Regions from separate parts of the Homo sapiens genome. Here region 2 is linked to region 1. A link is a contact called in ENCODE Hi-C data. All regions are on one chromosome and are shown on one strand. The core of a region is the stretch at or near the end of the contact, and the rest is flanking DNA. Distances in the headings are between cores, read along the strand shown.

The links. Hi-C counts contacts between places; a loop is a spot of excess contacts on that map. Pooled maps may share reads with other maps.
Region 2: a loop to region 1 is called in a map of heart left ventricle, with 2.3 times the contacts of the local background. The contact joins two enhancer-like sites. A Hi-C loop is called at or near these places in 2 of 168 maps with a recorded cell type or tissue (heart left ventricle and kidney) and 1 of 50 pooled maps.

The regions. Positions count from the first base shown.
Region 1 is chr3:64,737,383-64,743,984 of GRCh38, forward strand. The region is part of intron 1 of ADAMTS9-AS2 (ADAMTS9 antisense RNA 2); the gene reads left to right. Among named protein-coding and RNA genes, the nearest start is that of ADAMTS9, 53 kb to the left of the region's middle. Within about 2 kb of position 2,834, at least 5 of the 41 ENCODE cell types and tissues checked have a DNase peak (open chromatin) inside an H3K27ac peak, as active enhancers do.
Region 2 is chr3:64,813,062-64,819,663 of GRCh38, forward strand. The region is part of intron 3 of ADAMTS9-AS2 (ADAMTS9 antisense RNA 2); the gene reads left to right. Among named protein-coding and RNA genes, the nearest start is that of ADAMTS9, 130 kb to the left of the region's middle. Within about 2 kb of position 2,380, at least 7 of the 41 ENCODE cell types and tissues checked have a DNase peak (open chromatin) inside an H3K27ac peak, as active enhancers do.

The DNA of each region.
Region 1 (6,602 bases), core at 1,584-4,083:
AAACCTTCACTATAGTAGTCAGTGACCTAAAAAACAGACTGGCTGCTGCTACTTTTCTGCAATTGTCTATATCTCTTTCAGATCATGAAAAAACTTGATCTTTAATAATTTTATTACACAGTTCTGAACCTTAAAAGAAGGGACATGCTTTGTAGTTGGCAAAGGTACCATTCAATGTATATTACCTGAAGTGTCTAATTGTCTGTCAGGCACAAAGTTAGACTCTGGGGATATAGAAGAATGCCTGCTGGATGTAGAACCTGCTGTCATGGAGCTTATAGACCATTAAAAGACCCAGAAAGGGCAATAGGAACTGACAAAACTATGATGGATGCTACAGGAGCACAGGAGAAGCCACTTAATCTTGACAGAGTGGAGTGTGCGTAGGGGGGTCCAGGAAGGCTTTCTGGAGGAAGCAAGGTCTAAGCTGAAATCTGGTGAGTGAATAGGAATCAGCTGTGTGAAACTGGAGGCCTGGGGAAAGTTGATGGTTGGAGGTGAGGAGGAGGTAGGGGCAGAGGTATAGCAGGTCTCTCATGGGGAGAGTGAGCCTGGGAGATGGGCTAAACTGGAGAAATGCAGGGCTTATGCCACTGTTCTTTGTGTGTAACACTTTTACTTTCATCATGCTTCTCTATGGTTTTTCATTGTTGTCTTAGCAACCATGATATCATCATACTATCCTAAAAACTGTTGAAGAGGCTCCACTTTTGAGAATAAGCTCTGGAACAAACCTCCCCTCCATTTTCTCTTTACCTACGTGTTGGCTAAAAAATCAAATAGTGGGGTAGGGGAGGGGAGGAAGAGCAGGAACGGAGACATATGGGCCTATCTTAAGGCATCTTGCCTCTTCTATTTTAGTAATTTATCCATTGGATTTATGGCTGTGTAACTATTTTCTGCGTAGCATTATGGTTAAGAGAGCGCATCCTGAAGCTAAAGTGCCTGTTTCCAAAGGAGGCACTGAGAAAGACTGGCAATGTGGCCTTGGGCAAGTAAGTTAACTTCTCTGGACCTTAGTATATCCATCTGTAAAACGGGAATAATAGCACTTCCTCACAGAGCTGTTGTGAGCATTACATGTTAAGGTAGTAAGGTGCTTAGAACAACACCTGGCACATAGTTAACCTTCAATAGATGGCCAGCCATGATCACCATTTATTATTTATGTTACCTGGAACTGAATGCAGGGATCAATAATAATAATAGTTCTCATTGATTGAGCATGTACTATGTGATAGTCATGGTACTTCTTGCCTTGCCTTCATTATCTCATTTAATATTCTCAACTACCTTATAAATTAGCCACCTCTTTTTACAGATAAAGGAACTGAGGCTTAAAGAAGGTAACTAGCTCGCTCCAGGACAGTGGTGCATTGGGGACCTGAACCCAAGCCTTCCCCTCAAATCCAGCCTTGCATTACCTTCATGAGGAAGATTAGATCCTGGTTCTTTTTACTTTCTACTCAGAGTGTCTTGTTTTCTTTAGAGCTGTGTTGGTAGACTTGTTTTAGAACTGTGTGGTCAGTCTGGAAGTATGATCGGCTCTTTAAGAAACCTCCTAAAAGTTATGCTAATAAACATGGCTTAGATAAAGTTTGAGAGTTGGCCACCATAACCAAAGACCAGCCAAAGGAAAATTACCAAAGTAATGTGTGTTCTAAGAATCAACAAATGTGTCTGGATACACGATGAGTGTGCATGCGCCCCTACTAGGGGCACAGATGGGAAGAAAGTATTCCCAGTCCTCCACTGCTCACCCTGGAGCCCCAGAGGCCTACCTTGGAGAAGCAGAACTGACTCAGACTCAATATGGCATTTGTGAGACAACAGGGCCCCGGAGTCAAGAGCATAGGCTTGACACTCCAACTCAGTCAGATGTGAGGCCTGATTCCCTCCCTTCTAGCTGGGTGAAAAGAGCCAAATATTTTCCATTTCTCTGAACCTCCATTTCCCTTACCCATGAGATAGGGATATGAATACTTACATTCCAGACTCCTTGCAGACATATTGTGAATATTAATTGAGATAAAGGGCATGAGGGATGTAACACGCTATGCTGCACATGGTTAGCCATTATTCTTTAGGTCTAAATATCAGCATGTACTCAATGCTTTGTTTTTGGAAAGGGTACATTACTTCCCAAATGATTTTTGGAAAATGTGCCCTGATGAAAAGAGACAGTGTAAAAAAGGGAGACATAAATTCTGAGAGGGCAGAGACCTTGTGCAGAGGACTAATGGGAGAGGCAGTGGGCTGAGAGTGGAATGCAGCACATTCTCCGTATACTGTGATATCTTGATTCCTTCCCAAGCTTAAGGGAGCCTGAAAATTTGGGGAAAGAATGCTAGTATTGGAAAGTGAGAGAAGATGGTTTCTTGGATGGGGAGTTGGGTGGTCTCATCACTCCTTCCAGACATAGATTAGCAAGACTTAATTCCAGAAATATTGTCAGCCAGTAAAATAAATAGACTAATGACTGTGGGAAAATTGTATGTTAATGTATCTAGGCATTGTTTCCAGTCTGACCCTTAAATATATGTTTAATCAATCTAGATGGATGAGCCATCCTGCTCTTAATTAATCTTTCTGGACATTTATAGAGAAACGGCAAAGTCTTTACGAAGACCTTATAAATGTGTTTAAGCTTAGTATGGATTTTTATTTATGTGCATAGCATGAGCAGTCGTTACTTCTAAATGATGGCTTGTTTTGAATGTTCTCAGACCTTCAAAATGTTTTATTTCCACCCTTGGGAAGGGAATGGGGGGTGAGTCGAAAGAAAACACGTGATGGCCATTTTCCATGGCACGAGCTGGCTAACCTTTCTGGACTGTGCATGTTTGTTTGGATTTTAGAGCATTACAAGTAAGGAGGCAGGAAGAAAGAGTTGGGTGCACTCTCTTCAGGAGGGCTTTGTTGGGAAATGGTGCCACATTCAGAGATTCATCTCAGTTGGGGTGACCCTGTGCTCAATCTCCTCTGCCACAGAAATCGTCAGTATCACACAAGCATTTCCCTGGGGCTCAAAGGCCAGCACTTACAAAAACAGCACGGCAGTGTTCAGCTGCATTTGTTGTCATGGACTTTTGTTGTGTCAGACATTTCTGGGGATGAATCATCTACTGTGAGTTTGGGAGTTTGGTTCTGATGCTGTTTGCTGTAGGGATTGACTTAAATTGGAGTCAGTTCTTCTAGGACAGTACGCTGTGTGTGTGTATGCGCGTGCATGTGTGTGTTGCAGATAAGGGCATTATCATTCGGTCTTCAAGCTCCTTTTGTCCACTAAATTTTTGTGCCCTAGGATCAATTACTTTCACTATTTTTGTGATCCAACCTTTAGCTTCTGACATTCATTTGTATTGAATTCCTACTCTAGCTGGCACTGTGCTACATATTGAGAATACAATGGTACATACTATAGACTAAATTCCAAGAGTTTATATTCTACAGGTTTAGAGTAAGTTGGAATTCCAGATATTGATAAGTGCCCTTTAAAAAAAAATGAAACAAGGTCCTGAGATAAGGATGGCCTGTTTAGAGCAAGAAGAAAATCCAGTGTGGCTGGAGGAGTGTGGACAAGGCAGGGAGTGGGTAGAAATGTGGTCAGTGATTGGGGCTAGTGCCAGGTCCAGGTCTTGGTGGGTCTCCTGGGGCACAGAAAAGAGCTTGGGTTTTACTCTAATTGCCGTGGAAGCCAATAGAGGCTTTTAAGCAGGGCATGACACGATCTGATTTAGTTTTCAAAGAAATCTTGTTGGCAGTTGTGTAGCCTTTCTATTCGAAGCCTGGTCTGTAGATGGACTGGCAGCATGAGCATCATCTGTGAGCTTTTTAGGAAGGCACATTTTTGGGACCCACTCAGGTTTCCTGAAGCAGCATCTGCATTTTTAATAGAATCCCCAGTTTGAGAACAGCTCTTGTAGAGAATAGATGGGGTCAGATGAGGAAAAACAGCTTTACAAGCCCCCACCCTTACTCTTTTCTCAGGTGTAGAAAGCAGATTGTTATAGACAGATTTCTAGACATATCTCAGTGGGCTGACCCAAGCTTGCTTCCAAATTCCACTCTTTTTTCTTTATTTTTTTTAGATAGGTTCTTACTCTGTTGCTCAAGCTGGAGTGCAGTGATGCAATCTTGGCTTGCTGTACCCTCGAACTCCTGGGCTCAAGTGATTGCCCCATCTCAGCCTCCTGAGCATCTTGGACCACAGGCATGCACTACCATGCCCAGTTAAGTTTTAATTTTTTTTTGTAGAGACAGGGTCCTGCTATGCTATCCAAGCTGGTCTACAACTCCTGGGCTGAAGCAGTCCTCCCACCTTGACCTTCCAAAGAAAGTGCTGGGATTACAGGTGTGAGCCACTGCACCCAGCCCCAAATTCCACTTCTGGTTGGACTAACATAGTTTTTTATTTGTTTGTTTATTTCCCTAATTCCTAGGTGACTCTCCTTCTTGCCTTTTACTCAGCAGCTGAACTACTGATTTTTCTTTTGGTGTTCCATTTATTTATCTTTCTATTGATTCTGTAACTTCATAGACCCTCAATAAATGACCACTATTTCCATCATAATTCCAAGTAGCAATTGCATAAAATATCCATATCTTAAAAGAAAGATAACAGGACTTCATTATAAGGATGGTATAAGTTTGACACGCATATTTGTAGGCAGGCCGTTATTACTAACTTGGTATTATGACCACTTTACCATGAAGGGCTTTCTGAATGCTGTTGGCATGTGTGTCAGTTAGGATTAGGTTTGGCTTAAGCTTTTAAACTGTTAATAATAGTTTACACAAAATAGAAGTTTATTTCTCTCTCATGTCAAAATCTGGAGGGTAGACTGGAATTGCTTTAAAAGTTCTATTTCATAAAGATCTCAGGTACCTAGACTTTTTCTATTTCTTTTCACTGTGTCTAGCCTCCATTCTGAAGCTGACCTCATGGTCCAGGATGGCTGCTTTACTTCCTGCTATCTCATTAAAATTCCAGCCATCAGAAGAGATGAAGAGATGGTGCAAAACAAGCACTGCAGCAGACCTTTCAGAAAGGCTGTTAGAACTGCTGCATGGGCCGGCACGGTGGCTCACACCTGTAATCCCAGCACTTTGGGAGGCCAAGGCTGGTGGATCACGAGGTCAAGATATCGAGACCCTCCTGGCTAACACAGTGAAACCTCGTCTCTACTAAAAATACAAAAAAAAAAAAAAATTAGCTGGGCGTGGTGGCGGGCGCCTGTAGTCCCAGCACTTTGGGAGGCCGAGGCGGGCAGATCACGAGGTCAGGAGATCGAGACCATCCTGGCTAACACAGTGAAACCCCGTCTCTACTAAAAATAAAAAAAAATAAAAAAAAAAAAAATTAGCCGGGCGTAGTGGCCGGCACCTGTAGTCCCAGCTACTCGGGAGGCTGAGGCGGGAGAATGGCGTGAACCCGGGGGGCAGAGCTTGCAGTGAGCCGAGATTGCGCTAGGACTGCACTCCAGCCTGGGCAACAAAGCGAGACTCCGTCTCAAAAAAAAAAAAAAAAAAAAAAAAGAACTGCTGCATGATGCTTTCACTTATGGATTGTTGGCTAGACTTAAGATACCTGGCCCCAACCATGTGGCCCCCAGCTCTGAGAAGTATGGTTTTTGTTTTGGGTGGTCAGGAATCCCGCTAAAAATCAGATGTCTCTGACTACAGAGAAAGTATTAGGGAACAACCAGCAGTTCCTAGCAGCATATTTCAGGGAATGTGATTTGGCATATAATCTAAATACACATTGGTATCTCCCCATTAAATTTAATCTAGGCTGCATATTTTGTACCATCATCTCATTATGGTGTCTTGTAATTCTTTCCACTTTTCTTTCCAAAGGAAAAGCGGTGTCTGATTTGGCAAGAATACATTTCTGCATTCAAAGTTGAAATGTGAAGATAAACCTCACCCACTTGGAATAGGATAAAAGAAAATCCCCTGGATAGAGGGAAATATGCAAACAGTTCTATTACCATGTGTATCTTTTCCTGAGCTGGGTCTTTATGCAACAAAGGAACTGGAGGTAATCCATGCCTTACCGTGGAGTGTTCCTGACTCAGCAACCAGATCCCATCATCACAGTAATACCAGAAGAATGGAAAAAGGTGCAAAGACTGGACTTTCAGAGGAATCTGTTGTTGTTTTTTTTTTTTTTTAATTTTAAAGCTTAGGTCTGAAATGGGCGCGTTTTAAATATTTCAGCACAGTGCCTAAGAGGATAGGCTGCAAAGTCAGCTAGGCCCGAGTTGAGAAATGGCATTTCTACTTACAGCTGGCTATTTTTGAACAAATAATCACTGATCTCAGTATATATGCTAGTAAGTGAAAAAAAAAATGATACTGTCAGTTGAGGATTCATTTGCAAATTAAATGAGACATTGCATACACAGCACAGCACAGTGCTTGTTTTATTGTAACTACTAAAAAAGGTGGGGTATTACAGATTCAGCCCATATTTCAGAGAAAAAAGAAATCTATATTTTTTCAAGAGATTTTTTAAGGATATTCTTGAATCTCATTTATGATTTTATTGATCACTTATTGGTTCACCCATTTACTCAAAAAATATTTGACACCTACTA
Region 2 (6,602 bases), core at 1,130-3,629, 75 kb after region 1:
TTTGTATTTTTAGTAGAGATGGGGTTTCACCACATTGGCCAGGCTCGTCTCAAATTTCTGACCTCAGGTGATCCACCCGCCTCGGCCTCCCAAAATGCTGGGATTACAGGTGTGAGCCACTGCGTACAGCCCATTTTTGAGATTTTTAAAAGCCTATTTACCTTAGCTATTACATGCTTCTGTAAATATATTCCCTCTGATTAAACAAATTTCAGATCAATATTCTAGCTAGAGATGATGCCAGTATAGAAAACTCTATTTAGCCTCTGAAAGGAGTGTACTTGCATTGTATGGACAAAGGAAGTTACTTTGAAATTATTCCTAGCTCTGCCATAGATTTGCTCTTTGGATTTGAACTTAGATACTTTTTAGAATTTGCTCACTCTGATCAAGTGTTTTGATTATGAACGTTAGCAGCAGGCATCCAGTTGCATTCAGCTTTCCAAGCAAATATTTACAGAGCCCCTTCTGTGCAATTGGCACGGTTCTAGGTGTGGGAATGAAACAGACAAAAGCAAACAACAGGAATGCATATTCTGGGTGTGTATATCATGGGAGAGACAAACAATGAATAAATAAGCAAAATATATAGTGCGTTGGCTGATAAGAAGGACAATGAAGAAAGACAAAGCAGGGAGAGTGGAGAAGGCCTGGGGTGTGAGTGTGGGCTGCAGTTTCCCTTCCCAGTCAGGAAATGCCTTACTACAGAGGTGATTTTGGAGTGAACCATGTGGATATCTGGGTGAGAGAATTCTAAGACCAGGGAATCGCATTTATAAAGACATAACCAGATTCTGCCCGGCGTGTTAGTGTGGTTGAGCTGAGTGGGCAAGGCAGGTGTAGAAGATGTGATCTAAGAGGTATGAAGTGCCACACTGCATCATACCGGCCTGGACACCCTGATTTGGAAGCCACTGGAGACTTTTGAGAAGTGACGTGATCAGAGGGATCCTGGTGATCAGTGTGGTAGCAGTGGAGATTGTGAGACATGGTCAGATTCTGGATCTATTCTGAAACTAGAACTACCAAGATTTGCTGATATATGGGATTTGGGGTTTGAGGAAAACAAGGAAGTCTAGGATTATTCTAAAGCCGGGGTAACTGGAGGGATGGAATTCCAAGAACCAAGGCCAGGAAGACTGAGGAAAGGGCAGGTTTCAGTGGAGGTATCAGGGAAGGGACCAGAGTTTAGATTTAAATGTGTTCATTCTGGGGTGCTTAATAGGCATCCAATTTTTTTCATACTCTCAAGGATGAACCAAATTAGTAAAAACAGCCAATTTACTGCTAGGAATTACTAAAAAAAAAAAAGTGGCTGCATTACTTTCTAGAAAAAGAAAGCCTGAAATCTTACATATAAGGATTCTTTTTTTTTTTTTGTGCATCATGTGGTGCTGTTCCAGAACTGAACACCCTATGCCAGGTGCGGTCTTATTAAAGTTCTGGAAGAAAAGACTATCTGTTCTGAGACACAATGCCTCTACTTGTGGAACTAAAAATAGCTCAGCTCTCAGTCCCCAGGGCACGCAGTTCTCTAAGTGTCCATCCATTACATGGCCACATTAGTTTGACAAGTTTTCAAGGCTCACCTGTCCACTACTCACACATCTGGGTTTTATATTTTAATTTTAATATTTTGCATGGCTCCTTCTGCCTTTGTCACAAATGTGACTTTCTCTACTTCATCCTTCCCTCTCACAGATGCTATTGTTGGGTATGGCTGCCTGATATATTGTTGTCATTAATAAGAAAAACAGCATTTCCCAATTTAGTATCATCTGTAGAATTCATTAACGTGTTGTTTGCACTTTTATCCAGATATTTTAAAAGGATGTCAAATAATACGGATAATCATCTTACAATTAAAGTAAGGGAAAGGTTATCTTTTTTTTGGAGGAGAAAAAGGGACATGTTTTCTGTTGTTTCCAATAGCTCATTTGCTCAGCAAACAGACAAGAAAAAGGGAGCAGGGACAGATTTTTTTTATAAGAATGTCAATTCATTCGTGGGTTGGGGAGAATTGTCCAGAAGCTTAACTGACATTCCTCTTCCACATCATCCCACATATAATTTTGAAACAAAGACAAGCAGGAAACGCAGATTTCATAACCTGAAATCTCTTTAGCTTCATCAAATGCCAAAAAGCAACTGCAATGGCAGAATAAAATACACTAATGTGTTTTGACACAATAATCGTGCCTGTTTCTCTTTAATGAGCCAGGCTGGGGATTTCCAACTTATAGAGGCAGAGAAAGGCTGTCAAACCAGCAGATGTGCCCCATACTTGCAAGGGGCATTTACTTAATGGGCCATCTGAATACTTGTCTACATGTCAGCGATGATGCAAACATGACATCTCTCAGCTTGAGAGTTGCTCTTGTGTGCAGACAACTTTGTGAAGTCATGGGATAGCACTTGGAAAGGAATTTTAAACTGGGAATACATTTCATAGCTCAGCTGCAAGACTGAAGACTGCAGGAAGGAATTCACTTTCAGCAACTATGTGAATTCATGGAGTAGGTCCATGCTATTTCAGTTCTGCACAGCTGGCCGACTGTGAAGCTTTATTTTTCTCTTCTTAGAGCTGAGTGACGTCTCTTTAATGGTTTTGGAATGACTGTTGCCAACTCTTTTTGATAATTTTTGTTTTGTTTCTCTCAACTGGGATATTTCTTCTCACCTGGGTGATTTCCCATCTTAAGAATTTTTCGGCTAATGTATGAGGGTTTTTTTTTTTTTTTTTCTTGATTGCCTGGAACAGACATCAACTTGTGTTAGCTCACTCACAAAATGAGGATCTAGTGTAAAGATGGAGAGATTGTGCAATGGAAGTGTAAGCAGAAATACAGCGAGGGCTCAGGAAATACTAGAATAGGCAACATGCTCTTCCTCTCTGCTTCTATCTGCACATCTGCTTTATTTCTTTGCCTCAGCAGACTCACCATCTCTGCTCCTCATCCCGCATGGTGGGGAAGGATGCCCACCCACAGCTCCCCAGGCCATCTGTTAGAGCTCCAACCACGTGGAATGACGGAATCCATTCTGTTCTCTATCTCTGCTCTAGTTTCAAATTCCTGGGGAAAAATGACCCAGCTCACTTCAGGCTCCCACTCTTGGTCCAGTGGGCTGCAAAATTTCCAAGCGTAGCTTCTGTCAGTTCCTTGCTTTGGGTTAGGTGAAAATGAAGGGAATAATTGTGAGCTGTTCAGATTCACCAAGAAATTATCTACTATTGTTGGGGGAGAATGCCCAGGGACAGATGCATTTGGGTAAGGGACAATAACAAGACACTAGAAAGGAAAATCCCAATTTTATTTTCCTACAGAGTCAGCATCCCACACATTTTCCTTCACAGAAACTGACAAATAATCCATGGGGGCAGCTTAGCAGATGGGTTGAAAAAAGCGACAGGCTCATCATCAGTTTTCAACACCTTGATACATCAGGCTTGGCCCTTGCTACCTCATGCATTATTTAAGCACAATGCATCTCCCTCTGATTGTGTCATGTGCTGGAGGAGAATGTGAAGTTCTGTCTGTCTTTAGCAAACATGTTTCAAGTACTGTCTGTCTGAAAACCAAATGGAAGAGGGTAAACCTGATGATCCACTTGATTTTAGTTTTAGGACCTGGATGCATAGGCAGATGTCAGTTTACAAGGATTCTGTGTACTTTAAGGAATGTTTTCTGAGCATGTCCAGTACAACAGACGCTCTGTTAGGTAGCTGTAGTTAGGATTTTTTGGTTGTAAGTATGTGAAGATTTAAATGTATCAGCTCACTTCTCAGAAAATCTGAGGCAGTGCTAGCCAAACCAAATGGTTCAAGCAAATGTCATCAGTATTTGGCCTCTTCCAGTCTTTTTACTCCTCTATCCTCTGTGTCTGCTTCACTTCTACACAAGCTTTCTCTATGTGGTGGCTCCAGATTTTATATCTTCTAGTAGATATTTTTTTAAAAAAAGAAAAGAAAAAGACTCCCCTTGCCCCCTCCCCCAGCTCCTTTCTCTTGTTCATTCCAGTGGAAGTCCAGGGTCTCCTTGCTAACATTGCTTGATTGGCTGTGATTGGGTCATGGACCCAGTTCTGAGACAATCACTGAGTCCAGGATGAGGTGTTGCTCTGATTGGCTAAGCTTGGATCTTGTGCCCAGTCCTGGAGTTGGAGTAGAGGCAGCTCAAACCTAACCACAGGGATGGGGCTTGCGGGTGGGGTGGTTCCCCAAAGGAAACCCAGGATACTGACACCCAAAGAAGGGGGAATAGAGGCTGTGAGGGCAGAACCCATAAATGTCTACTACCCAGGCTAAGGAAGGAGACACATACACTACTTACTCTCATAAAAACCTAATGATGGTAGGTGTTTCAAGTGAGATATTTGGAAAACACAGATGAAAAGCCATTAATTCTGAAAATCTAGACATCAGTGAGGGATTTTAGAAAATACAACATCTGTGATGGGCCTTGAAGGATAAGGGGGAGGCTGGAACAGGGCATTCTAGGCAGAGGGAGCAATGTTTAAATATACTCAGAGATTTCTAAGGGGGTGGCACATTCCGGAGAACGTTAGACCAGTGTGTATTGAGGACTTATAGGTTGATACAAATATGACATTTCTGACCTTTGAGGCCTGAAATGTTTCCCTGTCATTGATGTATATATGTATTTACTGAATATTCACATACATAAGCCTTCAGCTCTCAAATTATATGTAAGCATGGACACATTACATACAATGGTGCAATCAGCAGAGACTCTGAATTCATTCAGACCTGGTATGAATCCCAGCTCAGCCACCTACTGGCTGTATGACAACAGAGAAGTAATTTAAATATTTTAGCCTTCATGTTTTTATCTGTAGGAGGGTGACCTATCCACTGCATATTGTCTTTGTGAGAATTAACTGAGTTCACACACGGAAATTACCCAAAATGGTGCCTGGGATATAATAGACACTCACTAAATACCAGTTACTTTCTCTCTTCCCGCTCCTCCTTTGTATATAACCACACTGTTTCTAATAAGAGCATGAAATTGATTTGTTTTATTACACGCATAGTGACTACTTGTTGACCACAGCACTGGAAGCTCTGATTGGGCTGTGCGTAACTATTCTTTTCTGTGCCCAGCACCCTGGGAGGCTGGCCTTTTAGGATTGCAGTAACTGATTCCCATGCCCTCTACCTAACAGTAGGTTCAAAGAAATAGGAAGCCAGCAAGAGATGCAGGGAGGAAATAGATTCAATTTGGAGTTCATCTTCCAAAAATTCTCTTCCTGTAAACTTATCGGAGTTCTTGTCAGACAGCCTTCTCCACCCACCTCCCATTCTTTTCTTCACTCCCCTTCTCTCTCCTGATAACCACTTCCTTTCATTGTTCCTTAAGGCTTAGAAGCATACACAGCACCCTGACCATTACTAGCCTCACAGCATGGCACTATCCCTTGTGCTGTCCCTACCCCCTGCCCTCAACTTTGCTAATTACTCCTTTATTAATTTCTCCTCAAATTACCCAATTTGACTTTACCATTGTTTTCCTGTTGGGGCCCTGACTGGCCCTGACATTAAGGATAAACATGATGCCATCATTAACTTGATGAGGGCCCCTCAAAAAATCAACTGAGGCAATTGTGAATAGGAGTTCACTCATGATTTGGCTCTCTGTTTGTCTGTTATTGGTGTATAAGAATGCTTGTGATTTTTGTACATTGATTTTGTATCCTGAGACTTTGCTGAAGTTGCTTAACAGCTTAAGGAGATTTTGGGCTGAGACAGTGGGGTTTTCTAGATATACAATCATGTCATCTGCAAACAGGGAAAATTTGACTTCCTCACTTCCTAATTGAATACCCTTTATTTCCTTCTCCTGCCTAATTGCCCTGGCCAGAACTTCCAACACTATGTTGAATAGGAGTGGTGAGAGAGGGCATCCCTGTCTTGTGCCAGTTTTCAAAGGGAATGCTTCCAGTTTTTGCCCATTCAGTATGATATTGACTGTGGGTTTGTCATAGATAGCTCTAGGAATCCAACTTACAAGGGACGTGAAGGACCTCTTCAAGGAGAACTACAAACCACTGCTCAATGAAATCAAAGAGGATACAAACAAATGGAAGAACATTCCATGCTCATGGGTAGGAAGAATCAATATCATGAAAATGGCCATACTGCCCAAGGTAGTTTATAGATTCAATGCCATCTCCATCAAGCTACCAATGACTTTCTTCACAGAATTGGAAAAAACTACTTTAAAGTTCATATGGAACCAAAAAAGAGCCCGCATCACCAAGTCAATCCTAAGCCAAAAGAACAAAGCTGGAGGCATCATGCTACCTGACTTCAAACTATACTACAAGGCTACAGTAACCAAAACAGCATGGTACTGGTACCAAAACAGAGATATAGATCAATGGAACAGAACAGAACCCTCAGAAATAACGCTGCGTATCTGCAACTATCTGTTCTTTGACAAACCTGAGAAAAACAAGCAATGGGGAAAGGATTCCCTATTCAATAAATGGTGCTGGGAAAACTGGCTAGCCATATGTAGAAAGCTGAAACTGGATCCCTTCCTTACACCTTATACAAAAATTAATTCAAGATGGATTAA